3 separate regions of the Mus musculus genome follow, and regions 2 and 3 are each linked to region 1. The links are chromatin loops, found by intact Hi-C in ENCODE. Cell type or tissue: left cerebral cortex. All regions are shown on one strand. Links, peaks and the distances in the headings refer to the core of each region. The heading gives the core; the rest is flanking DNA.

Region 1 (5,670 bases), core at 505-5,504:
CAGGCTGCAAGTCAGAGTTCTTTAGCAAAGCCCCCAAAGAACATTAACAACACAGATCCCTTAGCCTCGTTCCCAAGTAGTTTTATTACTAGGTGTGGACTAGGCTTTGATCTTTTCATGAAAATTCCTAGGTGGTATTGATAATAGGAGGCAGTCTTAGTCAGGGTTTCTATCCCTGTGAAGAGACACCATGACCACAACAACTCTTATAAAGGAAAACATAATCAGGGCTGGCTTACAGTTTCTGAGGTTAGTCTGTTATCTTCATGGCAGAGGACATAACAGCTTCCAGGCAGATATGATGCTGGAGATGGAGCTGAGATTTCTACATCAGGATCAGCAGGCAGCAGGAAGTGAATGTCACTCTAGATCTGGCTTGAGCATTTGAGACCTCAAAGCCCACTCCCTAGCAACACACCTCCTCCAACAAGGTCACACCTTCTAACAGTGCCACTCCCTATGGGCCTATGGGGGCCATTTTATTCAAACTGTTATGCCCCGACTCTGCAGGAAACCCAGGAGAGCTCAAGAACTATAGGGTCTGATGCATAAGAGTCAGACTCGACTGGCAAAGCTTCCCACAGCACAGGGCAGGAGTGGGACCCTGAGCTTGGAAGGCTTGGCACTTATATGCAGCATAGTTAGAGACTCTTTGAAAGCTTAGGGTGATGGGGGAGGCAGGGGAGGTGAGTCATAATTCAGACATGATACCATTTGGTAGAGCAGGGTTGCGTGTCTGCGAGGGGGATGCTTCTGACCTAAGGATTATCTTTATGGGGCTATCAGGAACTAGTTTTATGGCCAGCCATAACTGTCTGTGACCCCTGATCACCTCCCTTCAATGATTTAAACATGGGACCCTAATCTCTGTTTTCCAAGGACAGGCACCAACTGCACCTGAGAAGTGCCCAGCCTGATTATCAGGGAGAGAGCTAGCCTCAACGTCACAAGGGCAAGGGGGGCTGTCATCCATCACACTCAAGCTGGTACCCAGGGCTCCTTGAGTTCTCTCTGAGTGGCCAGGGAGGGGGAGGAAGCCCTGCATTTGCAGGGGGAGGCGGGGAGCAGGGGTTGGGGAAAGCAGAACTTCTGGGGGAAAGCTCAGAGGCAAGCTGTCTTCACATCCCAATGCACTTGCTGTGGGAGGGAGCCTGGGTTGGGAGAAGGGAAACTTCTGCAAGAAAGTGCAGAAGGAAGCTGCCTGTGCACTTCAGAACCACCACAGAGGCCAAGCGGTGCAACAAAACAGCACGACAGGTTTTTTTGGGTTGTTTAAAGATTTCATTGCAACAAACTACAACCGAAAGTATAGGAGACTGTTCTTCACACCAACAGACTCCATCACTAAAACAGAGGCTATTGGAACAGTGCGAGCCAGTACCCTAAATGTGGGAAGCCACATGTGCCGTTGCTGAGTGGCACTGACTACTGCTGGCCACCACACATAAGTTTGGACAAACAACCAATGTGTACATATGCAGTAAAGTTTTTTGCAAAGACACTGCCTGGCCCGGACATGATAATGAGGTTCTGTAAGGTACTGAGAGTATAACCAATCAGATGTGAGACATGCAAATGAGGTATGATAATGAGGTTCTGTAAGGTACTGAGAGTATAACCAATCAGATGTGAGACATGCAAATGAGGTATGATAATGAGGTTCTGTAAGGTACTGAGAGAGAGTAACCAATCAGATGTGAGACATGCAAATGAGGTATGATAATGAGGCTCTGTGAGGTACTGAGAGAGAGTAGCCAATCAGATGAGGAACATGCAAATGAGGCGTAGTGCATAACCAATCCAGGTGTGAGACACGCCTCTCCTAGGCCTATAAAAGCAGCACCAGTTCTGGGCTCAGGGTTTCTTCGCCTCTGCAATCAAGCTCTCCCAATAAACGTGTGCAGAAGGATCCTGTTGCAGCGTCTTCTTGCTGGTCAAGTCCTGCGTGCACAAGACCTAAATACCCCCACGTTGATTTGTCCATGACTGAAAAGCAACTAAACTTGGAAGAACAACAAGCAGTTTCAGGGGCACACAGGGAAGGTTTTGATTGACACAAGAGATCACCGGAAGGCATCTAATTTCTTGTCCTCTTTATAAGTCTGGGTTAGCCTGTTTACCACCTTTGCCAGGGTCAGCAAAGCCCCTCCCTGTTTCCCTTTTGTTTACTGGCCTTTGCTCAGGGAGGTGACCACACTACCAGCTCCCACCCAAGACCCTTCAATCTGTGGATAAAAGACACACACAGTTTATTCCTCCACAGTTTGTCTTCTTGACACAATTGCTGGGCTCAGATATCTCTCACCTAGAAAAGCATGCCCTTAGCAATTTATTATCTCCATCTTTCCACCTGCCCTAAACTTAGTGGCTAGTCCCATCTAGCCCCTGCCAAACATCCTTGTCCACCCGCTTATAGCAGAGGCTGCAGGCCCTAGCTGCCCCCTCCCTGAGACCTTACATGGTTCTTGTGTTCTTCGTCCTCCAAAGCATGGTAGAAAAGCCCCTCTCTGTGTCCCTGCCTTTTCCTCCTGGAACCCAGAAGTTCTGCCTGTACCTTCTACCCAGCAATTGGTCCTGGCCTCCTTTATTGACAAATCAAGAACCAATTGGAGAACAGAACTTTAGCATAAGCACCACCCCCTTCATTAGCCTCCAGGGCTTGTTCCAGAAACGGAATTCCCAAGTCCAACCTACAGCCCTGGCTTTGGAAGAACCACCAGTGAAACTCAGTGATTACTCTTCGACCACAGACACCAACCTACACCCTCTTGCCAGTCCTTCTTGGTAGGAAAGAGCAGGGTCAGACATTTTACCAACTTCTTCATTTTACAAGGAGAGAGGGAGAGACTCAAAACCACAGGCACTGAGGAGCCCCCACATACCACCACACCACCCAAGACAAAACTACCGACGCGGCTAAAGTGCGAGCAAGGCAGAATTTGCCCTGACATACAGAAACAGCAGCCCCGGTGATGCTTAGATGGATCTGGGCAGTCAGGAAGGTGGGCTGGCCTCACGAGCTCAGTGCCAGAGGAGGAAGGAGGCTCTTTCCGCTGACTCACTCCCCTGAATACTGCAGCTGTTCTTGTCTCTACCCCACGGCACACCTACCATTTTTCTGGTTTGGGTTCCAACCTTAGCAACTTGCTCCAGTAGATACTAGCACCACCTGCCCACTCAGCAAACCTGCACCCAAAGGACAACATCCGTGCAGCATTCTCTGCACCGCCTTTTGCTGAAGCCAGGATGTCTGCAAAAGCAGAAATGAGGCGCTGCCGCGAGCGGGCTTCTGGCAATACCGTCACCTACTAAGCCTGAGTTTGCACTGGTTTCATCAAGCCCCAGCTCCAGCCCAGTGACAGAGCCCTCAGGAAACAGGTGGCAGGTGCCCCACACTCAGAGCAGAGGAGACAAGCTCTCCTTGTAGGTTTCTTGGCACCTCCAACAAGGCCACACCTCCCAATACTTGCAAATAGTGCTACTCCCTGGTGACCAAGCATTCAAATCTATAGTGTGTGGGGGCCACTCTTATGCAAATCACCATACCCTGCAAGATCTCAAAGCCCACAAAGTGAAGACAGAGGCCCAGGCAGGAAAAGCTTGCCAAGGAAGGCATCCTGGCTGGACAGTGGGTTCCTCTGAGAAGCCAGTCTCTGGCGCAAGCCGTGGCTTGTCCCAGTGTAGCATCTCTTCACATAGTTCTCCACACACACAAGTCTGCATGTTTGTTGTATGGATTTGTTGGCTTGGTTCGCTTGAGTGTTTGTGCTGAAAGGACTATTCAATGGCAAGCAACTGTGTTCCACCCATACACATGCCCTGCCCCGATACCAGCTCAACCATGATGCAGCCCCTGGATAACCAACCTTTAATCACTGGAGCTTTCTGTGTGGAGAGAGTCATGAGGTGGACCTGGAGCCACCTAGAATCTAACGTGAGAGACAAGTCCGGCCACCTGATTTCATCCCGGGGGTGGGGGGTGGGGGGGGGGTCACACGGTAGAAAGAGAAAACTAACTCCCCATGGCAGGCATTTACCCGCATGCAGTATGCAAGTAACTAATAAATGAGTGCAATTTTAATTTTTTAAGTAGAGCAGGCAACTATAGGTAATATATGTACATTGCTTTACGTAGCTCCGTGACACAAGAGATATTTTTTTAATCCTTTATTTTTTTAGTCAAATTAAATCCTGTGAGACCTTCCTATCCAAATGTGATTTAAAAGTTCACTTGGGAGCTGGAGAGATGGCTCAGCGGTTAAGAACACTGACTGCTCTTCCAGAGGTCCTGAGTTCAATTCCCAGCAACCACATGGTGGCTCACAACCATCTGTAATGGGATCCGATGCCCTCTTCTGGCATGTCTGAGGACAGCTACAGTGTACTTGTATACATAAAATAAATAAGTCTTAAAAAAAAAAAGTCACTTGGGGAAAAGAAGGTTGGGGGAGGGGTGGGGACTGTCTTTCTCTTTCCCAAGCTCATAAGAACCATGGTGCTTTGTGAGCCCAAAAAGAGAAGACAGACAACCTGCTTGCTCAGCACTTCTGAGCTCCATCCTCAGATACATGCTGCATATACTCAATGGCAGACAGCTGTGTTCCACCCGTACATATGCCCTGCCCCCATACCAGCTCATCCGTGAGGCAGAGCCCCTGGATAACCAACACTCTGCCAAGCAGTCACTGATGTTGCATGGCTTCCCATTCCTGAGATAATGGAATCAGATGGATCGACTTCCCTACTGATGAGAGAGCTCACAGCCCTCTCAATGGTTCTGGGAACCCTTCAACTCCCTCTTCAACCTTTTCGACCCTCAGGATCTCCTCACACAACAGTCCTCTCAGTCCCGTTGTGTTTTCTTCAAGGTGCTGATCACAGAGACATCTAGATTTATGGCCCATGTGTTAATGATCTATGTTCTCAAAAAGAAAGGTGGCAAGTCTATAAGAGCAGAATCCTTTTTGTGGTCCAATTTATTAATAAATATACCCAGTGACTAGGAAACTTCTTGGCACCTGTCTTAGTCAGGGTTTCTATTCCTGCACAAACATCATGACCAAGAAGCAAATTGGGGAGGAAAGGGTTTATTCGGCTTACACTTCCATACTGCTGTTTATCACCAAGGAAGTCAGGACTGGAACTCAAGCAGGGCAGAAAGCAGGAGCTGATACAGAGGCCATGGAGGGATGTTATTTACTGGCTTGCTCCCCCTGGCTTGCTCAGCCTGCTCTCTTATAGAACCAAGACTACCAGCCCAGAGATAGTCCCACCCACAAGGGGCCTTTCCCCCTTGATCACTAATTGAGAAAATGCCTTACAGTTGTATCTCATGGAGGCATTTCCCCAACTGAAGCTCCTTTCTCTGTGATAACTCCAGCTGTGTCAAGTTGACACAAAACCAGCCAGTACAGCACCCCATGATGATGGGAAATCTACTGGATGAGTACCTTTTTGTCCCGTCTCCAGACACTCTCTTTGCTCATGTGACCCATGTCAGTGAGATTTTCATTACTGTGAATAAATACCACAGAGAAACATCTCAGAAAAGGGTTTGTTTGAGTTCCTGATTCAGAAGTTCTAATCCGTAGTCAGCTGGCTGCATTACTCAAGGCCCGAAAAGAGACAAACATCATGGCTGCAGAGTGTATGGAGGAAGATCTCGTCACG
Region 2 (5,670 bases), core at 475-5,474, 130 kb before region 1:
GAAGAAATAATGGAAATCAACTAAACAAAAACACACTAGACAAAGAGGTAGTTGGAAAAGGGAAGCTGGCCCTGCCTTTGGGAACCTAAGAGAATTAAATGTGATGCAGAATTCTGGATGGGATTCTGGCACAGAAAGCAGAGAGGTTGGAGAAAAGCTACAGAAATATGAAGACGGTGTTGGTGTTCATGCATATAATAATAATGTAAATTGTCAATAACAGGAGAGCTGGGCACAGGGTATTGAGAATTCTGTGAGATATTTGCAGTGTTTGTCTAAATCAAAGCTGTTTTCCTTTTCATTTGATGGGGCTGGGATAAGCCTTATCCCAAAGCGTGAAAAGGAAATTAATAGCTAAAGCAATAATGCGTGGTTGAGTTCTTGCTCTGCCAGCGTGAGGACCAGAGATTGAATCCCAGGATTCCTGGGCGTGGCTGTCCATGCTTGTGGCTCCACCATTGCAGGGCAGAAGCAGCCAGATGAGGGGAGCTGGAGGGTCAGCCAGGCTATCCATAACAGTGAGCTTCCAATTCACTGAGAGAGGCTGCCTTGAGGGAATAAGGTAGAGAGTGACAGGGAATGACAGCCGACATCTTGCTCTGGCCTCCACATGTGCATATGTGCACAATGGGTTCGCCGGTATGATCGCATGCATGGTGCACACACCAATACCACATGTGCCGACATAACCATAAAGTACTTGTGGGCAGCGGAGATGGCTCATCGAGGAAGAGTACCTGCTAAGTAAACATGAGAAGCCGAGTTTGAATCCACAACACCCACATTAAAAAAGCTTCATGTATCAGCACATGTGCCTGTGACACTCAGTGCTCTTAGGTGGAAACAGGAGTGTGCCTTATAGTTTGTTGGCTGCTAGGCCAGCTGCAGGTGGGCTGAGAGACTTGCTTCCAGAGAACAAGGCAAAGGATGATACCCACATCTGCTTCTGACCTCTGTTCAGGCTTTCAGAGGTAGATAAGCAAGTAAGGCAGATTGTCAGAGTAATCAGTGTTGGTTTTCTTCTATAAACTACATGCCTTCACTTGCTTTTGCGTTAGGTCTTTGGGCAGAGGATAATATAGAGAATACCCTAGGATTATCATCATCAGTACCACACTTTGAAAACATGTTCATGTGGCCTGGGTTCTTGTTATTACAAAGCAACTGACGATGAAAAAGGCTAATTGGTTTTCTTTTTTTTTTTTTTTTTTTTTTCCATTTTTTATTAGGTATTTCGCTCATTTACATTTGCAATGCTATACCAAAAGTCCCCCATAGCCACCCACCCCCTCTCCCCTACCCACCCACTCCCCTTTTATGGCCCTGGCGTTCCCCTGTACTGGGGCATATAAAGTTTGCGTGTCCAATGGGCCTCTCTTTCCAGTGATGGCCGACTAGGCCATCTTTTGATGCATATGCAGCTAGAGTCAAGAGCTCCGGGGTACTGGTTAGTTCATAATGTTGTTCCACCTATAGGGTTGCAGATCCCTTTAGCTTCTTTGGTACTTTCTCTAGCTCCTTCATTGGGGGCCATGTGATCCATCCAATAGCCGACTGTGAGCATCCACTTCTATGTTTGCTAGGCCCAGGCATACTCTGACAAGAGACAACTATATCAGGGTCCGAAAAAGGCTAATTGGTTTTCTTAAAGCTATAGGGACCATCTCTAGGAATGGAACCCAGGAAGTTAAACCAAGTGAGTAAAATCTGTTTCTTTTGTTCCTCCGTCTCCCTGTGGGAAACCTAATTCAAAGAGAAAAGAACCAAAAATCGGAATCACTGTTGTGGTCAACAGCTAAGTCAGAAATATCTTAAAATCAAAGTCTGTCCCAGACAATGGTAACCAAGGACGTAGCTACTGGAAAGAAGGGAGGGAACAGTTAAAAGAGGCTCCAAGGAACAGATGGTCTTCTCTACTGTATCCCTCCTCCTTTCCTCTCTTTCCTACACTCAACCACCTACCCATCCAATCACACACACACATACACACATACACACACACACACACACACACACACACACACACACTTCATGAGCTCTCTTCACTCTGCCAGCAACTGACAGCTAATCCACCGATAGAGAAATCTGTCTTCTTTCCGTTTCGGGTTGCTCATTGACAATCCACCCACTGGCATGAATATAAACAGACACATAAATTTAAAATGATCTCAGTACAACAGACAAGATACAGCTAACAGTCTGGTGATGGTGAGCTGTGGTAACAGGTAAGCCTGGAAGCAGCCCAGAAGATGGACTCCAGAGCCAGGATGCTCATTCCCAAAGGCAAAGCTGTCCAGCCAGGAGAGTAGAGTCAGGTCAATCTGGGAAGTGGAGGGAGCGTCTTGCTCATAGGTGACTGCCGCTACCTCTTTAGAATAGCAAAGAAAAGACGTGGCAGACTAGAAACAGGCAAAGGCCAATTTACACAGAGACCCAAAATGTTAGTCTCAGAGGAAAACAAAAATTCTGAGAGAAAGACAGACTGACCCAGCTTGCTTCAGACTTTACCAGTTTTAGCAAGGAAATGCCCAGGTCCCTGAAATCCTTCAGTCCAAAGCAAACAGAACGGTTGGCTGCTGAAGTTTGAGAATCCCCTTGAATACCAGAAATGGAAGATAAAGAGGTAAATAACAGGATTCACTCTAACACATATGTGATGCAAAACTTCAGCCCCAGAACCTGTCCATCTCCCCGAATCACAGGAAAAGGCCTCCTGGAGTCCATTGTCATGGCAAAGAGTTCTGGGAGAATGTTATCACTGGATCAATAAGTGATGGGGATTTCCCCTGCTGGTAGACCAGTAGTACTTCAGGCCTTGCGGCTCCTTGCTCCCCAGTCCCCACTCTTGGTTCTTGTGCTTCTTTTCTTCAAAGAGAAGATAAGACAGAGCAGAACACCAGGAAGTAAAATTATCAACCTGGCTTTGTTTCCCAAAAGCTGATGCTCTGAAGGAAAAAGAAAGCAAGTTTTGACCCTGGCTCTTGATGAGTCAATATATCAGAGAGAAGGTGACTTTGTAGAATAGTTTGACCATCAAAAGCAGAAACAGTGAACCGAAGGTTCCCATGACCCAACTTGTCATAGTAACAGAGTCACTAGAGCTCACGTGGACAAATGTCTCTGAACTACCCTTTTGGTTTGTGAGGTTGATCCATGCTTGATGAGTGAGGTTCTTTTATTTTTAAAGATTTACTTATTTTTATCTTATATATATATATGGTGGTTTTGACTGCATGTATGTTTTTGTACCCTATGTGTGCATTGCCCATGAAGGCCAGAAACTGGAATTAAAGGTTAACTACCATATAGATGCTGAAAATCAAACTTGGGTCCTCTGGAAAAGTAGCCAATGCTCTTAACCACTGAGCCATCTCTCTAATCCCAGGGAGTAGATTCTTTAAGACTCCTCTCACACACTAACAATAACAAAGATGTTCCAGTCTGATATTCTTGCACATGACTAAGGCAATAAATACACTGCAAGATGATGAATAAAGTTCACATCTATTGAGTAATTGTACTGACAGCTTTGTCCACAACCTTATAATAATTACATGAGGTCTTTTTTTATAATGGCTGCTATACCAAAATACCACAAATGTCTGCTGTCTGAAAACAACAGACATTCATTAATTCATGATTCAAGAGAGAATCAGAGACAGAGACAGATATATTTATGAAAATATGGGTGCTGGTGTGGTGTTGGAATATGTGCAGGCTAGAAGCCAGGTATCCTTCCCTATGACTCTGCCTTATTCCATGTAAGCAGCTTTCTCCCTGAACCTGAAGCTCATGGTTTTTGGGGTTAGACTGGCAGCCAGCAAGTCGCAGAGATCTTCCTAACTGCCCCACTCCCAGCCCCTTACCAGCACTGACCTTATAGACACTTGAGCAGTCACACTTGGCTTCTTACATGTGTGCTGGGATCTGAACTCAGGTCCTCAAGGTTGTGTGCAAACACTCCTAATGCCAAGGAAACCTTCTGAAGGGCTCTGAGGAAGGGTAAACCCTGCCTCCTTTCCAGCTTCTGGTAATTGCTAGCTGACATCCTAGGCATCTGTCAACTTGTCAGCTGTGAAACACTTTGTGTCTTCACACCATCTTGTTTATGCCTAAGCCTTTCATAACTATAACTATATATAAATATGTGTGTGTATGTATGTATGTATATATATATATATATATATATATATATATATAACAACTTAGTCTAGCTTAAGCTACACTAGATTTTTATTTAACTAATTGTGACCTGCAATGAAACTATTAATATTTCCAAATAATAGCCATTTTCTGAAGTTTGGTGAAGGCCATGAATTTTAGTTGGGGGAAAAATACTCAACACAGTATGTTATCTAGGGAGCATTTCAGGCTGTACCCCTTAGGCCAGTGTCAGTAACCTCAGTCCCTAGCCTTTGGAGATCCTTAAAGATCTCCAGGTAATTCTACTTCGTAGGCAAATTTGAGAACCATTCTGAGGACATTGCATGCACTGTCCCCAGTCATCTTCAGTGTAAATTCTTAGCCCGCCATTAGCAACCCTATTTTGGAGCTAAGAACCCTGAGACCTGAAAAAGTCAAACAAGCTTGGCTAATTTGCACAGGTGGTTTATTATTTAGTTTCACCTAGCTGTGACCAAACACCTGAAAAAACAAGGAAAAGAGAATTATTTCACCTCATGGTTCCAAAGATTTCAGTCCATTTGGGCCAGGATGGTGGGTCACAATGGCTGACATCATGGTGGACAAGACACAGAATAGCATCATAGGAAGAAAGAAAGGCAGGAAATAGCCATCAAGTATAAGCCCCCAGTGGTGTATTTCCTCCAATCAGACCGTACCTCCCACATTTCCATCACCTCCTAACAGTCTATGGCATTTTAATCCACTACAAAGTAAACCTTTCATCAGGTACAACTCTCAAGACCTAACTATCTCTAGAAACACCCCCATAGACACATTCAGGGGTGTGCTTTACAAATGCCTTAGGCACTTCTCTATTAATCAAGTTGAGACCAGCCATCACTGCTAACGGTCATAGGGTGGGAAGCAGGGTTGGACCTAGACATTTGGACACGAAGCCCATAGCTTGACCCATAGCTGAGCTTTCTATAACTCTGATGGAAGGCACCCATCCCCCGTCAGCAACTGGCATGGGGTTTTCTTTGGGAAGCCACCTCTTTTCTGGCTTTGATCCTAGCCACACTCCCCCTCTCCACCCCACCCCCACCTCCTATTCCCAGCTAGGCTCCTCCATCTGGCTCTGTTCTTAGGAATCAGAAGACAACATTTTCTCTGCGTTGTCGCCACTTTCAGCCCTCCATGCAACTGGGGCTTTTAATAGTAACATCTGTGCTTGGGCTCCCCCATCCCCCAAAATAAAGAGCCCCTTGCATCCACAATGGCAAAAGTTGCTCAAAACCAAAGATAACACTTCCACAGCCCTGACTTATAGACAGCAAACCTCTGGGAGGGACCTGGGCCATCCAAAGACCTCTCAGCATGTGAGTTGGCTGCAACCCCCAGGGGTGCCTTTTGGCTGGTCCCCAGTACCTCACCACTGCTGAGGGGCCAGACCAGGCTAGCTAGCAGGATCCTGCTGCTTTTGAGTGATTCAGACAGCTCAACTGTTATTTTCAGAATCAGAGCGGCACCGCCTAGGGTACACCA
Region 3 (5,670 bases), core at 475-5,474, 180 kb before region 1:
TGTTTTATCACTACAGTAGAAGCACTAAGACGGGGCCCTTAAGGGGAGTGGAAAGTAATACTTTTCCTGGCAAGTCTCAGAACATAACTTGTGTGTGTGTGTGTGTGTGCGCGCGCGTGTGTGTGTGTGTGTGTGTGTGTGTGTGTGTGTGTGTGTTGCACGCACATGAGTATATAGGTGTACAAATGGAGGCCAAAGGACATTGGTGTTTTAATCACATTGCACTGTGTTATTTTGAGGCAGGATCTCTCACTAAACTGGAAGCTTGTCTCAGGCTGGCAGGCCAGCAAGCTCGGGATCCGCCTGTCTCCACCCCATCAGTGCTCAGATTCCAGACTCACATACCATGGCCAGCTTTCTACACAGGTGCTGGGGATTCAAACTAGATCCTTGTATTTGTAGAGCAAACACTCTTTCACACCTAGTCACCTTCTTGCTTCCAATGCAACTTTGTAAATTCTGTGTATAACTTTAAGAGAAGGAAAACTGAGTTCAGAGGTCACCCACGGGTGAACCACGGAGATGTGGACACCCTAAACTGAGATGCACCCCATTCCCCATCTCTAGCACTTCATCCTAGATCCTGAGGCACAGCAGAGTCAGACCCTGCTCCCCTGGCACAGGATTGTGACACAGGAAGACACAAGGCAGCTGTTGCGAACAAGATGCTGAGGAAAAAGTGGGTAGGAGAAAGTCCAGGAAGAAAGCCCTTGCTTGGCCCAGAGCTGCTTCCGACAGAAAAGGTGTCACATGGAAGACCAGGCTTGGGACTTATACCTTACATCACATGCCAGCTTCTAAGCCAGGCACTGTAACAGGGCCGAAATAGATCTCCACTCTCATGTGACATCTCTTCCAGTTATGGAAGAGCAAGTGTCCCAATCTGGGGACAGACCACCATCTGAGGAAGTTACAAATACTCAGAGAAACCCCGGACACTCAGGCATTGCAAAGGCAGCCCACCCACTGGGCTCTGAGCGTCTGTGACTTCTCTAAGACATGACAGTTTGGTCCTTCAGTCATCACAGAGAAGGAGGAGGAGGAGGAGGAGGAGGAGGAGGAGGAGGAGGAGGAGGAGGAGGAGGAGGAGGAGGAGAAAGAGACAGTAAAGAGGGAGGAGGAAATGGTGACAGCTAAATCATAAGATGCTTCTCATCATCTCTTCTTCATCATCTCTCCTAGACCACAAAGGTACAAACCTGACAGAGTCCACTGACCAGCTACCTCGGACAAAGGCCATCTATGAACTTCAGATAAAATAAGTCCTTCAAAAATTCCTGGTCCTTACATATCAGTGATGCCATCATATGGTCATCCAAACTCTTCAAAAATAATGATACTAGCAGAAAGAGGAGGCAGCGTGATACTCCTGGGTACAGACTCAAGAGAAGCTCACCGTCCACGCTCACTGTGGTACTGTTCATAAATAGCTAAGTTATATAACCAGCCTAGGCGCCCCATCTATGGACTGAGAAATAAAAACACTATACGCACACTGGAGTGTATTCAGCCACAAAGAAAAACAAAACCATATTATTTGTAGGAAAATGAGTGGAACCAGAAATGATCGTGTTAAATAAAATAAGCCAGACTTAGAAAAAAAAAACAAAAACAAAACAAAAAAAAAAATCACTCCATTTTTTTCCCATGCAGAACCGGCATTTAAGAAGAACAGTGGGCATGAAAACAAGGCAGGCTCTTTAGGAAGAGACAAGGTTCCCACAAGGAGAGAAAAAAGAAAGGGCAGCAGAGGAACAGGGGAGCTGCGATGTAAGTGCATTGGATGCGTATCCAAAATGGGAGATACGGAAACCCGCTCGCATACAATATTCCATTCAAATAAGATCTAGGGAAAGGGCAGAAGAGCTGCACAATCAACTGGAAATTGTGGCCCAGCGACTGAGCAGTAAACTGTGGCCGATCCATCATCCTCTGAACAGCGGACAGCACCAGCATTTTCCCTATTGGTTGTAGAAGATGTGCTTGACTCAACAGAACTAAAAATTCTCTCTTCTGATTCAGTCCTAAACAGAATCTCACTCTAAATGTCAGGAGGTTTTTTGTTTTTTTTTTTTTAAAATCTCTCCACTTGCCTGCTTGCTTGTCTGTTTCTAACTGGAGACTGAAACTGTTGGGAATCTGTTTGATTCGGTCCAGGGGATATTTTGGTGTTCGGCGTTAGCTTTCAAAAAAATACAGGGAACCAATTCTGGTTCTAACTAGTTCAAAAAGTGGTTTGTTTTATTTTTAAAGTGCACACATTTGGTTCTTGGTTTCTAAGTTTGGTTTTCTTTTTAGTGTCTTTTTTTTTTTTTTAAACTTGGAAGTAGAGTGCCTGGTTCGGCTTATTTGGGCTCTTGGCACTTAATTCCATTTGAGTTCTGGCTCTGGACTCCCGTTGGTTGGCGCTAACAATGCGGCTTGCTTGGCTTGCCTTTGCAGGCGCTGGCACTGTGCAGCAGGACAGGTGCTGTGTTCTTAAACCGGGTGTGCATAGCCAAGGAGAAGCCCGATAACAGCACACAAAATGCTGGCAGTAGAAGGCCCCTCTGAGGCCAGGAACTCCAGCGCTCCTCTTTAGAGAGACTAGGGACATAGAGTAGGGAGCCATCTGAGCCAAGATGGTACCATTAAACAGCTGGGAGTCAAAGTGCTGATGTCCAGACTCCTCTATACCTCGCTGGCCCGTTCAGAAGTAACCCTGCAAAGTCACATCTAGACCCTAAAATTGACAATCCGGGGAGCAAAGCAAAATACTGAAAGGCTGTTCCTCCTGAACCTCTCCGTATTCCCTGAGCCTTGCCAGGGCCTGGAGTGGGAGGGAGAGACGCCCAAAGCTCTGCATAATGATTCAGAGACGCAGTGGGTGTACAGAAAAGCCAGCAGGTATTTAAAAGACCCAAGGCACTCACGTAGGAACAAGCCTATAAATTCTACCCCATCACTGTTGCCAAGGAGATGCAGGTGGGCCTGGAGCTGGCTCTCTGGCAGGAAACTCCCACCTCCCCCCTCTCCCCCGCCCCCCACACATTGTTCATGCCGTACACAGCTTCTTATGACAGCCCTCCTTCCCAGCCGGATGACCAGAGATCCACTCCTTTTCCTGGATAATGTGGCTCATTTATCCAAATGTCAGCTGGACCAACATGCTCTGGGGGGCTGCAAGGAACCCAAAATGCTATTTCTCCTGTGCCCAGAGATGCTCGGCAGGGAGGAGCCTTGTGTGGGTAGAAACCCCGAGATGTCTACAGTTCAATGCAGGAACTGCAATGCAGTCCATACTGATTCCATATCACCTATTCAGCCCTCCCTGGCTCATCAAACAAATACAGGGCTGAAAATGTTCTCTCAACAGCCTACACTCCAGTCAGTAAAAATGTTGTGCGAAGCATGAGAAGTGAATCCACGTCTTTAGTTGCATGACTGTGTGGCCAGATTCACAAAGATGAGAAGACAACAGCTGGGCTCGGGCTGCAAGAACCCACCTTCTGACCTCAGCAGGAGAGTGTGGGGAAGAAAGGGTTAAGCCACAGTTTGACTCCGTTTCTTCCCCTACCTCTCACAAAGGAGTCTGTAATATATTTCAAATCCCCTCCTTGACTTCGGGGTACACCGAGACACCTTTTGATTCCGAACACAGCTGCTGTGAAAATGGTGGCAGCTTGGCCATATGGCACCCGTCACCTGTCCCCATAAGGCAGCATCAGACCCATCATCATCCATAGGGTATTTAGTCTACCCTTCCTTCCTCTGATGGTCAACATGGCTGCACCCAGAGTGATCCTCCAATTCCTGTGACCATTCATGGTGCTTCATGAATGTGGAAGATGGATCTAGCAGCGTGACTGTTGAAAGCCAGGGGTTAAAGCCCTCTAAATTAGCCCAATAAAGCCATTAAAATGGAGACGATCTGTCCCATATGTTATTGGCCACAGTGTTGGGCCGAATTAATTATTGCATGAGCCAACAACTAATGGGGGCTGAGAGTTGAGTGTGTAGTTTGATCTAGATGCGTGCGATACATAGGGGAGTGAATGGGACAGAGAGAGCCAGCCTCACAGAGAGCAGCAAGTCCTGGAGGGACCTGAAGAAAACAGCATCTACCCTTCGTCCTCCCGTACTAGAAGAAAGCCATGTTCCTGGATGTCTTGGTCTTGTCCCTTCTTCCTTACTCCTGTAGAAAGCTCTGCAGCAATGTTTTGCTCTTCCGCCTGAGCTCTGAGGAAGGAGGAACGAGTCTGCATGCCCTGACCATGGTGGGCCTGGGGTAGCTCTATTTCTACCTAGCTGTTGGAACTCTCAGCTACATGAAGGCATAGGATGAGGGACGAAGAGTGTGGCCCGGTGGTAGGCTGCTTTCTTAGCATTATGCCAGGTGCTAGGAAGACATCCCCCCCCCCACCCTGCACTGCAAAAGAGAAAAGCAGCAATGAAAAGGGAATAAGGTAGGTTCCTGGGCAGAGCTAAGAAGCCGTAGATCAGGTAGGTTCACAGATAGAGCTAAGAAGCGATAGATAGGCCTTCCAAGCTTGCTGGAGTGTTGTGTGCTTCTTTCAGTATTTTCAGGGTATGACACATAAATGGTCCCAGGGAAATGCCTTTCAGTGGGATAGCAGCCTCCTTACATGATTAGTATATGCAAATGAAAGAAACTACATTAACGTTACAGTCAAAGCTTTCCTTCTTAGACCGCACAAGGTTCTGGGTAGCTCTTGGGGTTTGAGTTCATGCAGACCCAACTCTGTCCCTGATGGGAGCTGTTGCCACTGCTGGAAAGTGGGGACAGACGTGTCACCACATCCCCCCACTGTGGGCAGATGGAGGACAGTGACATTTGTGCTTCTTTCTCATCCCAGGTGCTGAATAAATGCCAATTCTCTTCCTTCTCCCTGAACTGTGGGTATCATTGGTCTCCGTACAGCCCTAATCATAATGGAAAGAATTGCACAGTACAGCAAGAGCCTATGAAGAGATATTCTCCTTCACAGACATGGGTTGAGGCCCACCCAGAAAACTGACATGGAGTGGTTGTAAAGAAATTAAGATCAGCACACACTGACAAGTATTAGTACCGAGAGCAGCCAGTTTTCAAATGTCCCTACAAAATGTCAAGTGCGTTAGATGCATGGCTGTCTTTCCCATCCATTCTTGGAAGAAAAAAAAAGAAAGGGGGAAGAAGGGAGGAGAGGAGAGAGGGGAAAGGAGGAAGGAAGGAAGGGAGAGGGAGGCATAACAGTTCTAGGCAGAGACCAAGGAAATTCTTTACATCCTGTCTCGTGACTTCATGCACACCGCTTAATGTCCAGTGAGTGCTATTTTACACACACGTGGACATCTAGCTCCAACTGTCAAAACAAGGTGCTGTCCCTCAGGACTTAAAGCATGCATGCTTTGTGCTCATTGAAGAAGGATGTTTCCAGAATTATGGGCTGGTTCCGTCATGCGAGGCCTGTGTGGTCTGGGAGCAGGATGGCAAAAGGGAAATGTCTCAGTCACAGCTCTCTGCAAGAGTCCTTCCAGACAGCAAACGCAAGGAGTGCACAGGAAGACCTTCAGGCAGGGGGATCCTCTGCCTTCCTGGAGCCCTTTCTAGGCTCCAGGCACCAGATAATCGAATCCCCACGCATGGAACTATGGGAATCCTCAGTTCACTGCGCGATAGAGAACAAC

What was found. Hi-C counts contacts between places; a loop is a spot of excess contacts. Peaks named below come from ENCODE experiments on the same cell type or tissue, not always from the same donor. Only the 100,000 strongest peaks of a DNase experiment are listed, where the experiment ranks them.
Region 2: it touches region 1 in a loop (9-fold over the local background); 2 of 42 quality-filtered maps call a loop at or near these places.
Region 3: a loop joins it to region 1, with 5 times the contacts of the local background. A loop is called at or near these places in 5 of 42 quality-filtered maps.

Annotation. Positions count from the first base shown.
Region 1 is chr8:34,205,621-34,211,290 of GRCm38, reverse strand. No RefSeq gene overlaps it. Among named protein-coding and RNA genes, the nearest start is that of Gm29243, 8.4 kb to the left of the region's middle. In left cerebral cortex, for the core only: a CTCF peak has its summit at 3,219; DNase peaks (open chromatin) are centred at 2,671 and 3,145; H3K27ac peaks cover 676 bases.
Region 2 is chr8:34,331,424-34,337,093 of GRCm38, reverse strand. No RefSeq gene overlaps it. Among named protein-coding and RNA genes, the nearest start is that of Gm33831, 53 kb to the left of the region's middle. In left cerebral cortex, for the core only: a CTCF peak has its summit at 2,797; DNase peaks (open chromatin) are centred at 2,024 and 5,263; H3K27ac peaks cover 340 bases.
Region 3 is chr8:34,389,976-34,395,645 of GRCm38, reverse strand. No RefSeq gene overlaps it. Among named protein-coding and RNA genes, the nearest start is that of Gm33831, 6.0 kb to the right of the region's middle. In left cerebral cortex, for the core only: no CTCF peak of the experiment used is centred there; DNase peaks (open chromatin) are centred at 1,381, 2,167, 2,416 and 2,846; H3K27ac peaks cover 3,063 bases.